Regions from separate parts of the Mus musculus genome. Here region 2 is linked to region 1. The links are chromatin loops, found by intact Hi-C in ENCODE. Cell type or tissue: heart. All regions are shown on one strand. Links, peaks and the distances in the headings refer to the core of each region. The heading gives the core; the rest is flanking DNA. Region 1 has its middle 22 kb from the start of Cmas. Region 2 holds the start of Kcnj8 (potassium inwardly-rectifying channel, subfamily J, member 8).

Region 1 (9,484 bases), core at 973-8,972:
ATAATCCATGCCTTTGTATTTCCATTACCTTGCTTGTGTGGAAGAGTCATGCAAGCTTTGGCTACTGTGGGAACATCTCCTTGCTGGAAAACAGATGTCAATGGCAATTTGATTACAATGAAATGCTAAGAAGTAAAAAACGGCTGTCGGAAAGCAAGTCTGTACTCCTTGGGGTTAGAAAAACAGAACCACACCACAGTGACACACTTGGAGAGCTGGTGTTGAACGCCTCTTTTGGTTGTCTGTCTGTGCATAGGAAGCTGGCTCTCAGCCATTTGTACATTTGGGGAACATTTTCATAAAGGACGCACTTTTAGCATTGTCTGGGGAATGAATACCAATGAAGCACTTTCCCAATTGACTCGCGGTCCCTTCGCAGCCATCCTACAGAAGCCATGACAGAAGTAGCAGAGTTGCATGCCCGCTGTCGCCTGAGAATGTGCTGTGCAAGATTCTGCTTTGCTTCCTAAGATGCCTCTGATGAGCCTTTCAGATATCCATCTGTCCAGCCAGCACTGGAACGGTCAGGGGCGATGCCACTCCTCTGGTCCATCTCAGCTCAGCGCCATGTGTCCTCTACCAAGGCCTTCAGATAGATACTGGTCTCTACTCTGGATCTTTCGAGGTAAATTCACAAACTTTCCTTGGATCATCTTCTCCTTCCTTTGTGAGGCTTCTCTACAAATGAAGGGAGTTAGGAATACACCCAACTGCCTTGTCACTTTTGTCCTGAACAACTGTATACACAAAGAAGCTCCACTTTCTGCCACTGCAAGGTGAAATTGTTGAAATCCACCCGCTATCTGGTATCACACCTCATCCCTCACATTGCTTCCCGGGTGACTTCAGCTCTGCTCATGAGCAGTGGTGTCTACTCAGCATACTAAAAAGTGAGGTGCCAGGGAACTGAGTCCTGAGGCCCTGCAGCCCTGCAGTACCTTAATTTATAAGACCCAGAGAGAGTTCACAGGAAGGTGAGGTAGGGGACCCAGAAGAACCTGAAGCACTGAAAGATCACCTGGGAGACCATCTTCTTCTAGGAAATGGTGACACATCGAGGTGACCAGCTAAGTCTCCAACTTGTCCAAGCATTAGCTCTTCTATGGGAAAGACTAACAGCAAGTCTGAATTCTAGAATATTCTACTCTTTCCTTTATGTAACCCCCTTGAATTTTAAGAAATAAGTTTATAGTAATTTTTCGTAGTTTTTATTCTATAATTATGATTTTTTTTGTATGTGTAAGTAGGTTGGTACATGTCACAGTACACATGTGGACATTAGAGGACAGAGGTCTGAGAGTTCATTCTCTCTTGCCACAATGGGTTCTTGGCACACCAACCTCAGGTTGTTAGACTTATGAGGCAAGTGCTTTTTTACCTGTTGAATAGTCTCATATTTAAATTTTAAAATTCACAAATACCCAAAAGTACAAATCGTATGGATTAATAAATAATACATATCAAGACATACTCACTTTGTGTAATCACTTAACTGTTTCCTTCTTAAGAGCATGCAAAATAGTATCTGAAGAACTAATCCTGCCACTGGAGGGATGGCTCAGCAGGTAAGAGCTCTAGACACTCTAGCAGAAACCATTCAGTTCCCAGAACACACCTGGCGGCTCACAACCATCTGTAACTCTAGTTCCAGAACTCCAGTGCCCTCTTCTGGCCTCTGCAGGCTCCAGACAATGCACACAGATACGTGAACTCAAAAAACAGGTACACTCATAAAATAAAAATAAACATTTTAAAAAGAACCAAACCTAACAATTTATTAAATTAGGATATTGCTACATGCTAAAAACCTTAACTTTTTAAAAAGAACAACTCTAATTTTGAGAACTATAGCTCAGTTGTAGAGTTCTTGCCTAGCATGCAGTAAGCCCTACACTACAAAAAGAAAACTCTTTTTTAAAAAAAAGAAAAAATCTTACAGGACATCATTTATCATTTTTAAGTTAATAAAAGAGTAGAGTTGACCAAAAGGAAAATCAAGCAATTTGCATTTCTCTGAACACCTATTCCTTTACTAAATAGAGGCACTTTAATTTCTCCTTTATGCTATCTGTCAGTCTCTCATGATATTCTGATCTTACTTGCCAACAGGTTAAAAGAGACTGGTTATAGAACCTACTATCTTTGTTCTTCTCAGAAATGCAAACCAAAACCGTGACAAGACTGTTGAGGTTGGCCTCCTGCCTCCAGCATAGCTGTAACCATTTTGTTCCATGCCCACCAGCTATTTCATGTTGTTCCTGTAGTATGCCTGCCAGCCATTGACACAGGAAAATAACTTGACTCAGAGCAGGGTCATGCTGACCACATGCTCTGTTGTGTTCTGTCTGTTATGGGGTTTATAATCTTGTTAAACTTTATAAAAGAGTAGAGTTGACCAAAAGGAAAATCAAGCAATTTGCATCTCTCTTTGAACACCTACCCATTTATTCAACAAAAGGCACTAATGCCTTCTGTTAATCTTAAGAAATTCCACAGCTGTAAGCTTCATGGAGAACCCACCAAATTAAAGGTCAATATGAACTGTTATGTCTAAAGTGGCTTGTGTCTGCCTTCTCCTCCTGAGAAGAAAGCCAGACAAGAACTTTTGAGGTTGTTTTACATGACCTTAAAATTGGTCCCTTAGAGCCTAGGACTGAACTAAAACTCTGACATGTGGGAAGTGTCACTCCCGTGGGACTTGGGGTAGAGCAGTCCAAATTTAAACAATATATCTGGGGAAATGAAAGAGTGTGGGAAAATTAAAGGTTGCTCTTGTGTGTTTGTATAATTTCCGCTTCGGGGCCAAACGGAGTCATATGTAATCAATGGTTTCACATTTTCTGGGACTTGGTCTAGAGCCAAATTGAAAAATAGCTTGTCTCCCACTGAAGACAATCCCCAGGCTTCGAGTCCCCTTTGTGTTGTGAGAACTGTAGTCCAGGACGTTTCCCTCATTCTGAGAGTGGGAGAGCTGAGAGCAGAGAGCGGACGTGCAGACCTGAACGCCTGTGCTGGCCCATTAACACTCTCCAGCTGTTTCAAGACATGCAATCCCAAAATAAAAGAGACGCAGAACATCCATGAGCCTAAAAAGTCACTCGAGGAACACCGGGGCATGAGAGAGGAAGGGACTTTGTGTGACTCTGAGCCATAGCTCAAGTACCGAGGGAAGGATGCTTTCCCGATGGATTAGCTGCAAAGAGACCATGGGGAATGGGGGTGATCTGGGCTCTATTTGGTCATTAGCTGTCTCTAGAGACCCAGGTATGAAAGCGAGTGTGTCATTTCATCCCCAGAGAGTTTGGACACCAAGGGACTGACTGTGGGAGTAGAGGAAAAGTCATCTTCACACACAAGTTTTTGGTTCCGCACCAATGATGGCTCAACTGGAGAAAGGTGCTTGCTATTAAGTCAAATCCCAGGGACCTGAACGGTGGGAGAACTGACTCCTGCAAGTTGTCTTCTGACCTCCACATGAAAGCCATACTTGCACATACATACACACACACACACACACACACACACACACGATAGATAGATAGATAGATAGATAGATAGATAGATAGATAGATAGATAGATAGATTAAAAATACTTATATTATTTTTCCATCCAAATTTGGGGTAATAAAAGAGTTCCTTTTTCATGAAAAAAAATGATGTGGCCCGTTAGACTGTCTCCTATTAAAATAGTGTCATTGTGTGAAAATTGCTCTGTCTTCGTGTAGGGATCGTGATGCTATGAAATAATTCAGCTTCACGTTTCCAGGTCTAGGTTATGCAGAGGCCAAACATAAATATTTCTAACCTTTTTAATATCTAAAATGAATAAGTCGTGGCTGAGCCAGGATGCCTCAGATATGAACCCAGAAGCTGAGCTATGGATAAGCGATTTAAGACAGTGAATTATCTGATCGAGAGTGATCAGGCGGAGTGGTGAATAGAAGCACGGGGTGGTCTGTGGGGTGTTGAGAAGAAAGGTGGGGTGGTCTGGCTTCCATTAGGACAAGGTCACACTGCTTCATCTGTGCAAGGCAAGAGGAATGGAAATAGCCAGGCTACTTGGAAGGCTAGCTGGATAATTCAGGCGAAAGATGATGGACTTGCAGGTGATCCCGCAGCAGTCAGAGTCTGGGCACGTGTTAAAGATCTGGCCAATGGGATTGTGGGTGGGCTGGAAATAAGCGAGTCAAAAGCTTTCTATGTTGTGGCTTGAACAATAACAAAAGCAAAGTTGATATTATCTGAGATGATAAAGAGGAAAAACGTGGAACACATGCAATTTGAGATTTTTAAAGGTGGTCTAATTATATGTCTGGAATCCAGAGAGGAGTTTGGGGCTGCTGTATCAAGCAGGGCATTGTCACTGAGCAAATGGTATGTAGAACTTCTCATGTATGTATGTAGCACACCCCATGGCTTTGTAGAACAGCAGGATAACTGCATTACCTGTGAGTTCTCTGCAGCGGTTCCTGTAAAGTTAAGCCTTGAGGATGAGATAATGCTCAGAGCATGGAAAGAGCTTCAACTATGGGCATGGGGTGATACAACTGAGATACAATGTATAGAGAAGGAAAAGAATTCCATAAAGGTGGTTTCCTGTGACACTCCCACAGGTCAGGAAGAAGCAGAAAAGCAAGGGAGGTAGGCAGAAAAGGAATCTATGCAGGAATCCAGAAGGAAGTGTTGTTTGTCCCGAGAGCCACAGACATGCCAGTACACCACCTATCTAGAGGAGACCTGAGGTCTGTGACCCCGATGGAGAGTAGAGCTCATTAAAACTTTAAACACTGCTGAGCAAAGCAAAGACAAAATCCTATGCCAAGCTCAGTGATGCCCACCTGTATGCCCAGCTACCTGGGAGGTGGAGGCAGGAGGATCACAGATTCAATCGGCCTTGGCAAATAATGAGACCAAAACTAAAGGTTCAAAAATAAATAAAGACAGGGGGTGTAGCCCAGCGACAGAGTGTTTGTCTAGCAAATAGAAGGTTCTCGGTTGAATCCCTAGTACACATAAGTGAATAAACAAATACATAAATAAATAAGCGAGCAGACAAGCCTAAGGAAGACAACCAAATTCTGTTTTGTATACTGAGTCAATTATGATTTTCAAAATATTGGTCTTTATAAAATACATTAAGGACACAACCTATTGGTTAGTGCTCGGGAGTGGTCTGTCTGCAGCTTAAGTAATGTGGCACTGAAGTGATGAATTTATTAAGTTATCACAAAAAATTGAATGCAGACGTGGACCTTATTATTGGGGAAAAGTTATAGATGAGACATAAACAAAAACATACAATTTCACAAATAAAATTCCATTTTAAAAATTCTGATAAGTCACAGTATAGAAATTTACACTAGAGCTTTCACTTTGGGGACAGCACTGGACACTTTACTAAATCTAAGTCCTGTGATGGTGTGCCTTAAAAACCCAAGCTCTCACAATTGTGTGCTAATAGCGCCATCTACTGTCTCACCAGACAATTTTCTTTCTGGAAATCAGATGTGTGATTTGTACTACATTTGGAGAGTTACATTGTTTCACTAGAGTGCATTCTTTCTATACCGCACTCCTAGCTTGTTTCTCTCTTCCTGTGATAAAACACCAACCCAGAGAGATTTTCAAAGTGTACTTGGCTTACAGGTATCCATCTGTCATCGAGGGAAGCCAAGATAGGAATTCAAGGCTGATGCTGAACCGGAGACCACAGAGGAGTGCAGCTTACTGGCTTGCTCACCAAGGCTTGCTCACTTTGCTTCCTTAGGGGCTCAGGTGGCTCCAGGACCACCTGCCCAGCGCTATCAATGCCCACAGTGGGCTGAGCCTTCCCACAGCAATCAGGAAAAGTCTCCGGCAGACAGACATGTCCACAGACCAATCTATGGAGCTCGTTCCTCTACTGAGCTTCCCTTTGCCCAAGTGTCTCTAATTTGTGTTGAATTTTATTTAACGATATAGAGAATTAAAATGTTACTAATCAACCCAAACCTAGCCAATTTTTTACGGTGTACAAACACCAGCTAAAACATATACAAATGCAAAAGCTAACATATGTAGTTAAGGCATCAAATTCTGATTACCAATTGATGCAATTGTGTGTGCTGTGCGTGTGTATGTGTGTGTATATGTGTGTATGTGATAATCGATTTCCACAAAAGCCTGCAAAGGATCACAATTTTACTTGGTAAAATATTCAAACTATTTCTCCAACCTCTTCATTAAATGATTATATTCACAATGCTACTATAGACTTACACCTGTGTATATATTTAAATGAAAAGAAAAATATGCATAACCCCATCACTTATTTAGGAAAAGTGAGAAAACAGAATATATGAGCATATATATATAGGAGTGTGTGTATATGTGTGTGTACATATGAATAAGTGTGTGCACATGTACGTGTGCATATGTGTGTATATGTGTTTATGTGTGTATATAAGTATGTGTGCACATGTGCATGGGCATGTGTGTGTGTGGTGTGCGTGTGTGTATGTGTGCATATATGTTTGTATGTGTGTATGTATGGGTATGTGTGTATGTGCATGTTTAGATGTGTATATAAGTGTGTGTGCATGTTTGTGTGTGTGTGTGTGTGTGTGTGTGTGTGTGAGCATACATGTGTACTGAGTACTATCCTACAGGAAGCAGAAGAGACTAAGTGGAGGAAGCAGAACCAGCAACAAAACTCTCACTATGTCTTTCGAGGCATGGGGTATAGTGCAGTTGGTAGAGTGCTTCCTTAGCACGCATAAAGCCCTGCACCCCATACACTGAACAGGATGGTAACATGCCTATAAGCCTATATTGCTTAGATTTGATCTCAGAGTTTGGGATAAAGATACAGGAGGATCAGGAGTTAAGTCATCTTTGTAGATATATATGTATATATGGCAAGTTTGAGGCTAACCTGGGCTACATGAGGCTCTGCCTCAAAAATAATATACATAAATTAATGAACCTGACCAGCTAGAGTCAGCCTCATAAATATAAATTTAGAGCACAATTCAGTGGAGGAAGAATTCGAGTTAATAAGGCTAGAGGACTAAAAGCCATGTGGAATGCTAGCGATGTAATAGCAGATTTACATAAAGCAGATCTGGCAAAACGTAAAGATTGAAGGTGCTCAACAAGGAGAGTTGTGTAGGGCTCGGTGGGGTCTCATCCCATTGACTAAGAAAACTAAGTAAAACTGATCCAAAAAGCATACTTTGAGAATGAATTCCCAGTACAATTTATTTAATTATAAATCCATATGACTTGTTATTTATATATACAAAAAATTACGTTTAATTTGACCTTAAAACATTCTGAGAAATTTACTAGTCAACTCTTGTGAGCTGGCTCTAGCCAGCCCTGAAGGGAAAGAGTCCAGAGCACAGGAGATTCCTCCCCTCCCTCCCACTCTCTCTCCCTCCTTCAGCGTGGACTTCCCAGCCTTCCAGCCATGCACGTTATCAAGGAGGGACCCAAAGTGCCAGATACGCTTTCATTCTGCTGAGCTTCTCACTGCAGCTCCCAACTGCACACAGCATGCTGGACGGCAGTGACAATCACAATGACAATAGCAATGAGCTCAACTGCAGTCACCAGACTCTAAGGGCACACTATCTGCTGGCCACTTGTGACTTCCATTAAGCTTTGTTAACTTTGACATCTCAAATTACTCAGCTAGGAGAGCCACAGAATGGGGTTTGAATCCAGGTCTATCTTCAGCACAAATATTTTTCAACCGAAGTGAAAGGCAACTGAGGATCAAGGTCCTTTCTGTGTGTCAGGAATTATTTCATGTAGGGGACCGGAGTGATGGCTCAGCGGTTAAGAGCACCAGCTGCCCTTGCAGAGCACCCAAGTTATGTCCCCAGAACCCATGGTGGGTGGCTCACAACTGCCTATAACTCCAGCTTGAAGAGATCCAATGCTTTCTTCTGCCTTCTGCAGGCACCTGCCTTCATGAACACATAATTTAACATAAAATAAATATTCTTAAAATTATCTCATCTTAGCAGAGTTCATCATGATGCTAGGCCAGGTGCCTGAAGGACTGGCTTATGTGAAGCTAAGGCCTTAGCTAGTTAATCATAGTGAGTCTAGGATTAAGGTAGACAAGTCAGGCTCAATTCTCACCCCATACATGACAAAAGAAACTTCCACATCAAGCCAATGAACCTCTAATTCAAATCACACACACACACACACACACACACACACACACACACACACACACACACAAAAGCCTTTTGTCACAGCCTTTTGCCCAATTCCTACATTTGTGCCAGTTTACAAAATCAAAAACTTTGGAATGAGACCGAAAACCTTTGTTCTCAGTCAAACATTTTGTGTGGTTAATATTTCTCCCAGCCTTTCCCTAGAGGGATCTCTAGCTTCTAACCAGGGTATCTTTACACAAGACAAAATCAATTGCTCAGAGCTATGGGAGACTTCCAGAGGCTGCGTATGAAATGACAATGGCTGTAGGTGACCATAAGTGCTGCTCACTAGAGTAGAGGCTTATAGAGGCCAGGGACCACTCTATGTCCATACCACAGATCCCTGAACAGAACTTGTGTGATTTTCACAGTTCCAGAACATATAGTCGGATTTAGCACTCTTAGCAGTAGGTGTAATGTCAACAAGCATTCCTTGATCCATGACATTGGAACGCTGGTGGTGGGAAAAGCCAAACGTGCCCGCCAGAGCCCCTTTCATTTAAGAGCAATGGCGACCTGAGTCAAGGCTGCATTCCTGGAGAACTGCCAAGGTTAGTGTGACACCAAAACCATGAAACATGCAAGAGGGGTCAAAGGGCTCTGGCAGGACAGAGCATAGCAAGCTTGGTGCCCACCAACAGGTTTTGCCTTTCTCTCTGCCCCCCTGGCTAAACCACAGATTACATGCCCTATGCGATCCACCAAGGTGTAGTCCCTTATATGGCCACTTCCTCCTCCTGAGGTTGACTACCAAGGTCCAAATGTCAAAGTATTGATGTCTGGCAACCAGAAGCCCCCTTTTGGCTGCCATAATTAACATGCCACAGAAGCTGACATAGGAGGTCACAGTTTCAGAGGAAAGAATGCTCTCAGCCAGAGACACAACAATGACTCCACTGATTGTCACCTCTCCACGCTGCACTCCTCAGGCAAAGACTGAAGTATGGTGTCAGCTTTTGTGCCTGGTCCTGTTTCTCAAAGGGAAACTAAGCAACTACGCCACAATAAAATCAGAGTCTCTCTAGAATGCAGACGATCTATGGGAGCATTTCAGTGCCTTGATGTTAAGGTCAATGGGGAAAAAAACCACAAGATTCAGACAAATCCTTCAGGAGTCAATGCTTGGGTCATCCTATCCTATACTGAGGTGCCTAGTAGAGAAGAAAAAAAAAAAGACTATAAATTGAGTGATATAGGAAGGTAGTGATAAACACTAGCTAAGACATGTGAGCAGTTATTGGACAATAACCTGGAATTGTGTAGGTCTTCTA
Region 2 (9,484 bases), core at 486-8,485, 160 kb before region 1:
CCACCCGGAACATGAAGCACAGCTTGCCATTGCGGACGGCAATCACAGCATGGCGGCTGAAAATCAGCGTCTCTGCCCTTCTGTGGGCCTGCGCCGTCTTCATGAAGATGCAGCCCAACATGACTGCGTTGATGATCAGACCCACGATGTTCTGCAGAATCAAAACCGTGATGGCCAGAGGGCATTCCTCAGTCATCATTCTCCCTCCAAACCCAATGGTCACTTGAACCTCAATGGAGAAGAGAAACGCAGACGTGAATGACCTGTAAGGACCAATATCAGAAATGATGTCAGGTCAGCGAGTGCGTGATGAAAAGAGCCCAGGAAGAGCAGTGCCTACTACTACAGCCTAGCGATTCCGGAAAGACTAATTTTAAATACAAGCATCCTCCCTGCTCCTCTCTCCCCCACCCCCTCACTACCTCCTGATAGCCTCCCCCACCCCACTCCTCTTCCTTTTCCGTTTGTACCTATGTATGTACTTCCAGATTTGGGGATACGATTTCACTAATGTTTCCTAGATCATATACCGTGTGAAAACATTCATAAATAAACAACTAAATATAAATTGTAGTATATATCATTTTTACCAAAGCCTAACTTACTTTCTGGAATTTTCTACCAGGCAGGTGTTTGTTATTTATTACCTACCTGTGTTTGAGAGACTTGAGTCATGTGGAAGCTACTGAGTGCTGAATGTTTTATTATTTATAGCTTCTAGAATTATAGCCATTATCCAGTGATTGATTGTCCTGATTACAAAACTTAGTACAGTGGTAAAACATGGTATAAAACACACCATCCAGAAAACATCAGTATTTTAATAAGGAGAGTTATTTCTCCATTTGGAGAAGAGAAATTTTTGGTTGATTATCTTGTTTTCTATGTGACCCAGAGAACTTGGAAACTATTAAAGGAGTTTCAAGTGTTGGTTACTAAGTGACTCTGTCAAGACTATGTCTGTGTAATGACTCCATCCATGAGTCCTGTTAGATCTGGCCTGCTGCTCTCAAAGGAGCAAGGGGAAAGAGTCAGCCGGTGTCAGGATTTTCCTGGGAAGGTGTTTTGTGGTCGCACATCCCCTTCCCATCTTAGCGATTAGACAAGGGTTTGGGGGGGGGGGGGACTCCTCCTGGACCTGAGTGAGTCTCAGAAAGTCTCCTGGGTAATTCTGCTAATCTCTGGCTGAGAAGAATCACATTTTGTTATTAGCAAATTCTTCGCCTGATTGCATACCCAGTATTGCTGGCACTTCATCACAGACCCAATTCCTGACACTCAACCCCAATTCCACACTTCTTTAACTTCATAGGAGAGAAACCAGATGTTACAGTCTGTCAAAATATTATCTATGAATGCCAGGCACAATGAGTGAACAAAACATTTGAACTTTGAGCACTCAATACACGCTGCCCTCTGGCAGGAAGCCAGGAGCGTGAGTCTGTACACATCCATCAGCTTTCAAGTGGGGGTAGGAAAGGAGCCTTTTATCTCTGAAAAAGCGTTTGTGCAAAACTGTAAGAACTGACTTCTGCCCTACCCACACACTTCGAGATATGTGGCATGGACTGACAATAGCACAGACAGTAGAAATGGATCTCAGAAGAGGGCACACATATAACATGGAGCTTTAATGTTGGTTTGTATGTGAGAGAAGAGTCCAATGTCTGTCCATGGCTTGGGAGACGGTTCATGCACTGTGTTTTCATATTGTTTATTTTAAAATGGAATTCAATTTCTCTATCTAATATAAGAGCCAATCTTATCTGGACACCTCGCTTGCTAAAAAAATCTCAAGTGAAAAAAAAAAAGCCTTCAATAGAGCAGGGCTGAGGGCCTGGTATCAGCTGAACAATAATGAGAAAAATAACATAAAATAACATAGTTTCTATTTTCGGACTCACTTTGGAAAGTCATCTTTGCACAAAGGAGAAAGTGAGCCACCCTAAAGTAAGAGCAACCAAGGGATGTTGGAAATACTGGTGGACAGCCTCTGAGAGGAAGGTGCTTCCGAATCTGATGATTTGCCTGACACCAAAGCTGCCTGACAACAAATTGGCAATGTAAACAGTTGGAATTGTGCATGTTTAAAGTTCTCTAGGAAGAGAATGAGCTTTAAATATGCTAAGGAGCGAGATTTAAAAGCTGGCGCTGTTGAGAAAGTCACCGCTGCTTCACTGTAATGTTGACACCATTTCTCACCTCTCAACACCATTAGGAATGCATGTAGGAAGTAAATGCTCTTCAGAATATCTTGCTTGATAAGAAGTCATAAGAAGCAGATTTTAGGGACCAGTGAATGCTATAGAATTCTCTTCCTAGAAGACATCCTAGGAAGAATAATCCCTTTTTGATGATATATATTTAAATCTACTAAGTTATTTTTCATGGGTAGTGACAATAGATCATCTTGAGTAAAATTAGTTTATTTTCAAGGTTGTCATGATCGTTTTTCCTACTTCTCTTTGTCAGGACCTTTTTTCTTTCCCGTTTGCTGGAACCTTGTTTGAATATGAATGCCCTCAGCAGCCAAGTCAAGGCCAGTAAGTCCATGAGAGAGACTCAGCATTACAGCATCAAATCTCTTAAACACAGCCGAAATATTTAAACACAGAGAGGACTTTGTTCTCCATGTCCCTAGTTGTCTGCTCACCTGGGGTTCTTATTCTCATTGTTGTTGAGGCAAAAGCTTGAATAAAGAAAATCCTATCTGCCCAGTGGTAAAGCCCAGGTCTTTCTAGTACATTGCTCTCATGACAAATCTGAGCTGGAATCTGTGTGTGGTCTAAGGTGATGTCTCTCTTTGACATGTCGGCCTGGCAATTACTTGGCCAAGTGGAAGGGCAAGTAAGATCATGAGGAGCTCTGCTCCCAGCTATGGGTGTCTATGCCATGCTCTGCTACTTTTATAGGATCCAGGACCGCTGGAAGTCCTTTCCTGCCTGGCTGGAGCGCCCTCAGTCTCTCTGCCTTAGCAATTATGTCTCCACCCAAAGAAACAAACTAAAAAGTTTGCCCCATTGCAGTGTTTGGGGCCTCTTGGGAATAGAGAAGAGAGACGTGGAACCCCAGTGCGTGTTAGCTGACTTTGAAGCATCCCTAAATGCAGAAGTCAAATTTAGATAACCTAAAAGCTGCCTTGTTCCTGCTCTGTGGAAGCTTTGGAAAGAGACCTCAATATCCACTTGCTGTCTATTCAACCCCGTTTGTGAAAATCTGGACTAATTTTCACTACAACTCTCTCTTCTAAATTTTAGAATAAGCTTTAATTTTTTTAAATCTAAAAAAATCTGTCAGAGATGCCAAAATAACCTTGATAAAGAAGGGCTTTTATTTACTTCTGTTATTTTATTTTTAGTGTATTTTAAAATTAAGACTGCTTTACAGAAAAAAAATATTTCTTGTATTTGCACAGTGCTTTGGATGGACTGGGAATATTTCCTGGTGCACACTGGACATCCTTGTGGTGAAAACGAACTGTGGTTTTTTTTTTTTGTTGTTGTTGTTTGTTGTTGTTGTTGGGGGGGGGGGAGTCAGGAATTCTTTGAACCCATCCAAGGTCAGCACAAAGAAGCAGTCGCACATTCTCAGAAACCTGTTGGTAAAACTACATTTACAAAGACTTTAATGTGCTAACTTCAACCCTGCACCCTGTATTTGCTTTTTGTTTCTGAACTGCCCAATGAAGACCCTTTATTTCACAATCGACTAGCTGAAAGAGCTTTTTATTTCTACTTTGCTGGTAACTCCATTTCATTCTTACCTGACATTGGTCACACAGACAGCGGACTCCAGGCCACTCTTCTCCATGGTGCCTTTCTCCATGTAAGCATAGATGTCCCCGTGGGCGAAGGCCACCAGCCACCACATGATAGCGAAGAGCAGCCAGCTGCAGAGGAAGGACATGGTGAAGATGACCAGCGTGTGACGCCACTTCAGGTCTACCAAGGTGGTGAAGATGTCCTGCAGGAAGCGACCTTGCTCTCGGATGTTCTTGTGTGCCAGGTTGCAGGCTCCGCTCTTGGCGATGAAGCGGGCTTTGGGGAGACGGTCGCGGATGCGCGGTTTGCGCAGGTTCTCCGCTGCGATGCGCGCCAGCACATACTCCTCCGGGATGATGCTCTTCCTGGCCAACATCTTCCTTTCACCATAGCCCGCCTATGCACCTGCCTGAACCTGTGGCTCCTTTCCTCCACACGCGTCCTCCTAGACTAGAGAAACGCTTATTAAAAACTGTCAACTTCATTTCCTCGTCTCAGGTATCTGTACAAAGGGATGCTGTTTTACACACATATTAAATTAAAGATGTGATCAATACAAAAGAGAACCCACTTTGTGTCTGAGGTCTGGGATCCCAGAGAAAACTTTTGATCAGAACCGGAGGAATCCCCCCCCCCCTCTCTCTCTCTCCTCCCTGCTCACTCTTGGAAATAACCGCTATAAGCAAATCTTTAAGCATTTTCTGTATATTCTTTTGTGTCTCGGGATTAGTCAGGCAAGCCTGAGGACGAAAATTAAAGGCCAAGTGGGTTCACTATCTACTTGCTAAACTATTTAGATAAAGTAGCAAGGTTAAAAGGAAAGATGGAGGGATTCTTTTAGTAGCAGCGAAGAAAACTGCTTCCTGTTCATTAAGAAAATATTAACTGTAATTAAAAGATACCAAACATTGCGTTTTCGAACTTGAAAATGATTGATATTAAATTGGAAGGATTTACGAGATGCGTTTTAAAAGGCAGCCAGACTCCCCGCCCCTCCCTCTGAACCTATATCATACTATATGCTGGAAAGTAATTTGCGACGCGGGGATTAGAGACACTGCTGAGGTCTGCAGTGGATTTGCACAGCTCGAGCCAATCTGGGTACACCTTGACTGTTTGGCTTTGGGCTGCGCTATAGCCGGCTTCCCCTCCTCTCCCCGGGAGGCGCGATGCAACTTACAGACTCGGGTTTGCGCTCCCGGCTGCGGCTTGAGCTCCGCACAGGGCGGGCTGGTCCCAGGCTCTCGCATCCCGGGAGCAGAGACCTCCCGAAGTGCAGATCCGGGGGATGTTGGTCCTCCAGAACTGAGTTAAGACTCTAGAAGGTGCGATCCATAGTGCACGCGGGGAGGAGGGCTGGAAGATGAGGGTTGGGTTTGGCTTCCCCCCTCCTGCTGCCGGGCCACGGGGAGGGCGGGGTAGGAGCTGGGGATAGAGGTGCTAGTGGCCATGCTCCGCCAGCTCCTCAGCCGCCTAGCTGGGGCCAGACCTCCGAGCGAGCCGGGGAAAGTGGAGGCGGAGGCCAGTCGGGGGAGCCGGGGAGGCAGGGAGCCGGCCAGAAGGGAGGGACCACCGGGGGAGGAGGCACCAGCCGAGCCAGCTCGGTTCCCAGTAGCCCGGATTCTGCTGCCAGACCGGCACACACATCTTTAAAAGGCTCGCTGCTCAGAGAACTTTCTGAGCCCAAGTTCACTGACGCAAAGAGATTTTAATTTATTATTTTTTAAAGTGTAACTTGCGGGGGGGGGGTATCACTGGGTTACTTCAGATGAAATAAAACCAGATAGAGAGAGTGTAGGTGTTTTGGGTGGGGTGATTGTGGGGTGAGCGTGGGGTGAGGGTGGGGTCCCTGCCCTGAACTTGTAAATCTATTCGTGTTAGAATATAGAGGGGTGGGAGGGCTGAAATCCTTTCGGAAAAAAAACCGATTTCACCAACTAAGACCAGTTTTCAGGCACTTAAAGTCACACAAAAGAAACAAAAAGGGAAACAAAGATAGAGACTAACAACAAAAACACCATCAACAGTCTCTTCCAATAAAGAAAATTTACACCCAGCAGGACGGCTAAGCAAAGTCCAGCACCACACCTGCCTTCGGGGCAGGCAGGCGCAGTCGCGGCTCCGTTTTGACTCTTGGCCGCAGGCCTCTCCCTCCAGTCTAGATCGTAAGAATGATAAGACTGCTCACTTGCGCACAAGAAAGATTATACAGTAAATGTCTTTCTATAGCTTTTGAGAAGGAGCGGGGGTGGGGGTGGGGGAACAAATGTGCTTTTTTTCCCCCCCGCCGGTCATCCTGCTTTTGGCGTTTGTATTAATGGAAACTTTAATTCTTGGAAATTTTATGTTTTCCAAGACTTGAGGGTCGGGAGTATCCGAAGTATAAACAGCATGTTAATTTACTAGAAAGACCTAAAATTAGTCTTTAATGAAGGAAAATGAAGAGCCCCCCTTCCCTTTTTCCACTGTGGGTAGATCTGCTTAACCCCTTGCATTCTGGAGGGCCTGTCCTGTCAGTGAGATTCTTTTTGTTTCCTTTGTTTTCTGCAGTAATTCATGTTGTAGCCTCATAGCAGCCATGCAGACAACATTTGTGCTGTGAGTTCTGCCACTGAAATACAGTTTGAAGTGCACCTTGCTGTGCAATTTACTGTCTACTAATTTAACACCAAAAACATTAAACTCTTTTTTTTTTTTTTTTCAGAAGACAGGGTTTCACATATTCTGAGTTGGCCTCGAACTTGCTGTGTAGCCTATGGTGACCCTGAACTTCTAATCCTCCTGCCTATCTTCCTTGTGCTGGGATCGTAGGTGTGTGCCATCATGTCTGGGGTTTGTTTTGTTTTGTTTAAGACCTTGTGCATAGACAACCACTCTACCAACTGAACTACACGGCTACTCCTCTGTGCTTATGTGATTTCATTGCTGTCCTTTGAAACAGGAAGTTGTTATGAAACCCAGGCAGACTGATAGTTTACTATGTAGCCCAGACACGATTCACATTCAAGGCAGTCCTCCTGACTCAACCTCGTGAGTGCTGGGATTAAAGTATCCAACTACTATGCCTGGTTATTAAACATGTAGTTTGTGTTTAGATAGCTAGGGATGTATAATCTGTGCCAGTGTTGATGATCTTAAGAGACAGACAGTGCTGGCAGAGATGTGATGTTGCTAAGATCTGACGCAATAAAGGACATAAACAAAACAGGAAAGGAGGAGCTGGAGAGATGACTCAGTCGTGAAGAGCACTGAATGCTCTTCGGGAGGACTAGGGTTCAATTCCCAGGACCCACAGGGTAGCTCACAACCTTCTGCAACTCCAGTTCCAGGGAAGTTAATGTCTACTTCTTACCTCTGTAGGCATCAGGCACACACTGGGTGCAAAGACATACATACAGCCAAAACAAAAACAAAAAAACAAAACAAACAAACAAAAAAACCCCACAGAAAATAAATGATAAAAATGTTAAATGTTAAATAAATAAAAAAAAAAATACAAAGCATGCCATGGTAATGGAGTCCCAAGCAGTGAAAACTCACATACCAGGGGAAGATTTGTGAATTGTTTGGTATCCAATCTAGTAGTTGAAAAACTTGATCTATTTGGAATATATTGAAAAGTAGGGGGTAAAATAAAAAAGGCATTCCATAGACAAGCAGACAGCCATGAAATGTGGGCAAGAGCCTTGGCACAGCAGAAATGAATCTAACCAGCATCCGGGAAGCACCCGTAAACCAGCAGGTGACAGGTCGCGTGCTATATTCCTTAGGCAGCCAGCTTTCTTAGCATGGACATAGTTGCTCCTGTCAAGTGAGTATCTTCCAGGTTCTTTGTAGGCACTATAAGCTATTATTTAGGAATAGAGTTTGCTGGTTACATTTCAATGTCAAGATGACTGGATTTAGAAACAGCTAGGGGGGCACATCTGTGGTTGTGGTTGTGAGCCAAGGAGGGAAGACTCATGCAGAATATGGACGGTATCTCAGCAGCTGGGCTCCAAAGCAAAGAAAGAAGAAAGGAGAACGTGAGCTGATCACCAGCATCCAGGTCCTCTGCTTCCTTCCCTCCGCCGAGATGAGACGGGGTCCATGTTCCCTAAACCGTAATCCCAAACCCCTCCCTCCACACAATGCTTCGCAGGTATTTCATTTCAGCAACATGAGAAAGAATGAATACAGGGAGGTTCCTGAAGTTCTTACTCTCTAAAGAAATAAAGCTTGTCAGGTGCTTTCAGACACAGGAGTGCATGCGTGCGTGCGTGCGTGCATGTATGTGCGTGCATGAGTGTGTGTGTGTGTGTGTGTGTGTGTGTGTGCATGCATGAGTGTGTGTGTGTGTGTGTGTGTGTGTGCATGCATGAGTGTGTGTGTGTGTGTGTGTGTGCATGCATGAGTGTGTGTGTGTGTGTGTGCATGCATGAGTGTGTGTGTGTGTGTGTGTGTGCATGCATGAGTGTGTGTGTGTGTGTGTGTGCATGCATGAGTGTGTGTGTGTGTGTGTGTGCATGCATGAGTGTGTGTGTGTGTGTGCATGCATGAGTGTGTGTGTGTGTGTGTGTGCATGCATGAGTGTGTGTGTGTGTGTGTGTGTGCATGCATGAGTGTGTGTGTGTGTGTGCATGCATGAGTGTGTGTGTGTGTGTGCATGCATGAGTGTGTGTGTATGTGTGTGTGTGTGTGTGCATGCATGAGTGTGTGTGTGTGAGTGTGTGTGTGTGTGCATGCATGAGTGTGTGTGTGTGTGTGTGTGCATGCATGAGTGTGTGTGTGTGTGTGCATGCATGAGTGTGCGTGCATGAGTGTGTGTGTGTGTGTGTGTGTGTGCATGCATGAGTGTGTGTGTGTATGTGTGTGTGTGTGTGCGCATGCATGAGTGTGTGTGTGTGTGTGTGTGTGTGTGTGTGTGTGTGCGCATGCATGAGTGTGTGTGTGTGTGTGTGTGTGTGTGTGTGTGTGTGTGTGTGTGAGGCCGATGTCTTTTTCAATTGTCTGCTGTTTTGATTACCCAATGGAGACTGGAGAGGCCCTGGAAAGGACTTCCGAGAGGCAGGGTGGGGCCTTCGTGTCTGATGGCTTTTTGACTTGACTTGACTTGTGAGTTTTCAACTCTTAGGCATCAGGACTTAGAAAATCTTCCAGAGGAGCACTCACGTCAACAGCAGGGATGACGGTTGGCCTCATTTCTTGGTGTGCTTCTTTATTCATGTCCTCATCTAAACCCCTTGGGGACATGCTGCTTTGGAATCAGTTTAATCAAACATTACATAAACTAGAAATCAAAACAACATGTTAGAAACTCACTTTCAGAGTGTTATCATCAATCGAGAATGATAGGTTAACTCTTCACAGTTATCTGTTTTATGGAGTTCAGAAAATCTTTCTTTTTGAGCTAAGTTTGTGTGTGTGTGTGTGTGTGTGTGTGTGTGTGTGTGTGTGGTGTATACACATATATAATAAGGAGTTCAGAAAATATTTCTTTTTGAGTTAGGTGTGTGTGGTATGTATACACACATATAATAAATATTTCTCTTCTTTTAATTAGGTCATTTGTTTTGTCAAAGCGATCCATCAGAATTGCAAATTAAAAGGACTTATCTCCAACTTGTGCATTCAACTCAAGACAGAGTATGGGTCCAGAGAGCCATGATGGGAGATAGTTAAGGAAAATCAATCCCTTTTATTTGCATCTAAGTGGATAAAACAAACTCTGCTCTTTCCTATCA

What was found. Peaks named below come from ENCODE experiments on the same cell type or tissue, not always from the same donor. Only the 100,000 strongest peaks of a DNase experiment are listed, where the experiment ranks them.
Region 2: a loop joins it to region 1, with 2.6 times the contacts of the local background. A loop is called at or near these places in 2 of 42 quality-filtered maps.

The regions. Positions count from the first base shown.
Region 1 is chr6:142,730,059-142,739,542 of GRCm38, forward strand. No RefSeq gene overlaps it. Among named protein-coding and RNA genes, the nearest start is that of Cmas, 22 kb to the right of the region's middle. In heart, for the core only: CTCF peaks have their summits at 1,665 (motif pointing left) and 5,468 (motif pointing left); a DNase peak (open chromatin) is centred at 3,133.
Region 2 is chr6:142,566,243-142,575,726 of GRCm38, forward strand. It overlaps Kcnj8 (potassium inwardly-rectifying channel, subfamily J, member 8), which reads right to left and starts at 5,372. Exons shown (of 3, transcript NM_008428.5): 1 at 4,942-5,372; 2 at 3,764-4,211; 3 at 1-263. The coding sequence starts at 4,137. In heart, for the core only: a CTCF peak has its summit at 5,248 (motif pointing right); DNase peaks (open chromatin) are centred at 4,039, 5,249 and 5,899; H3K4me3 peaks cover 2,478 bases; H3K27ac peaks cover 575 bases; H3K27me3 peaks cover 3,159 bases.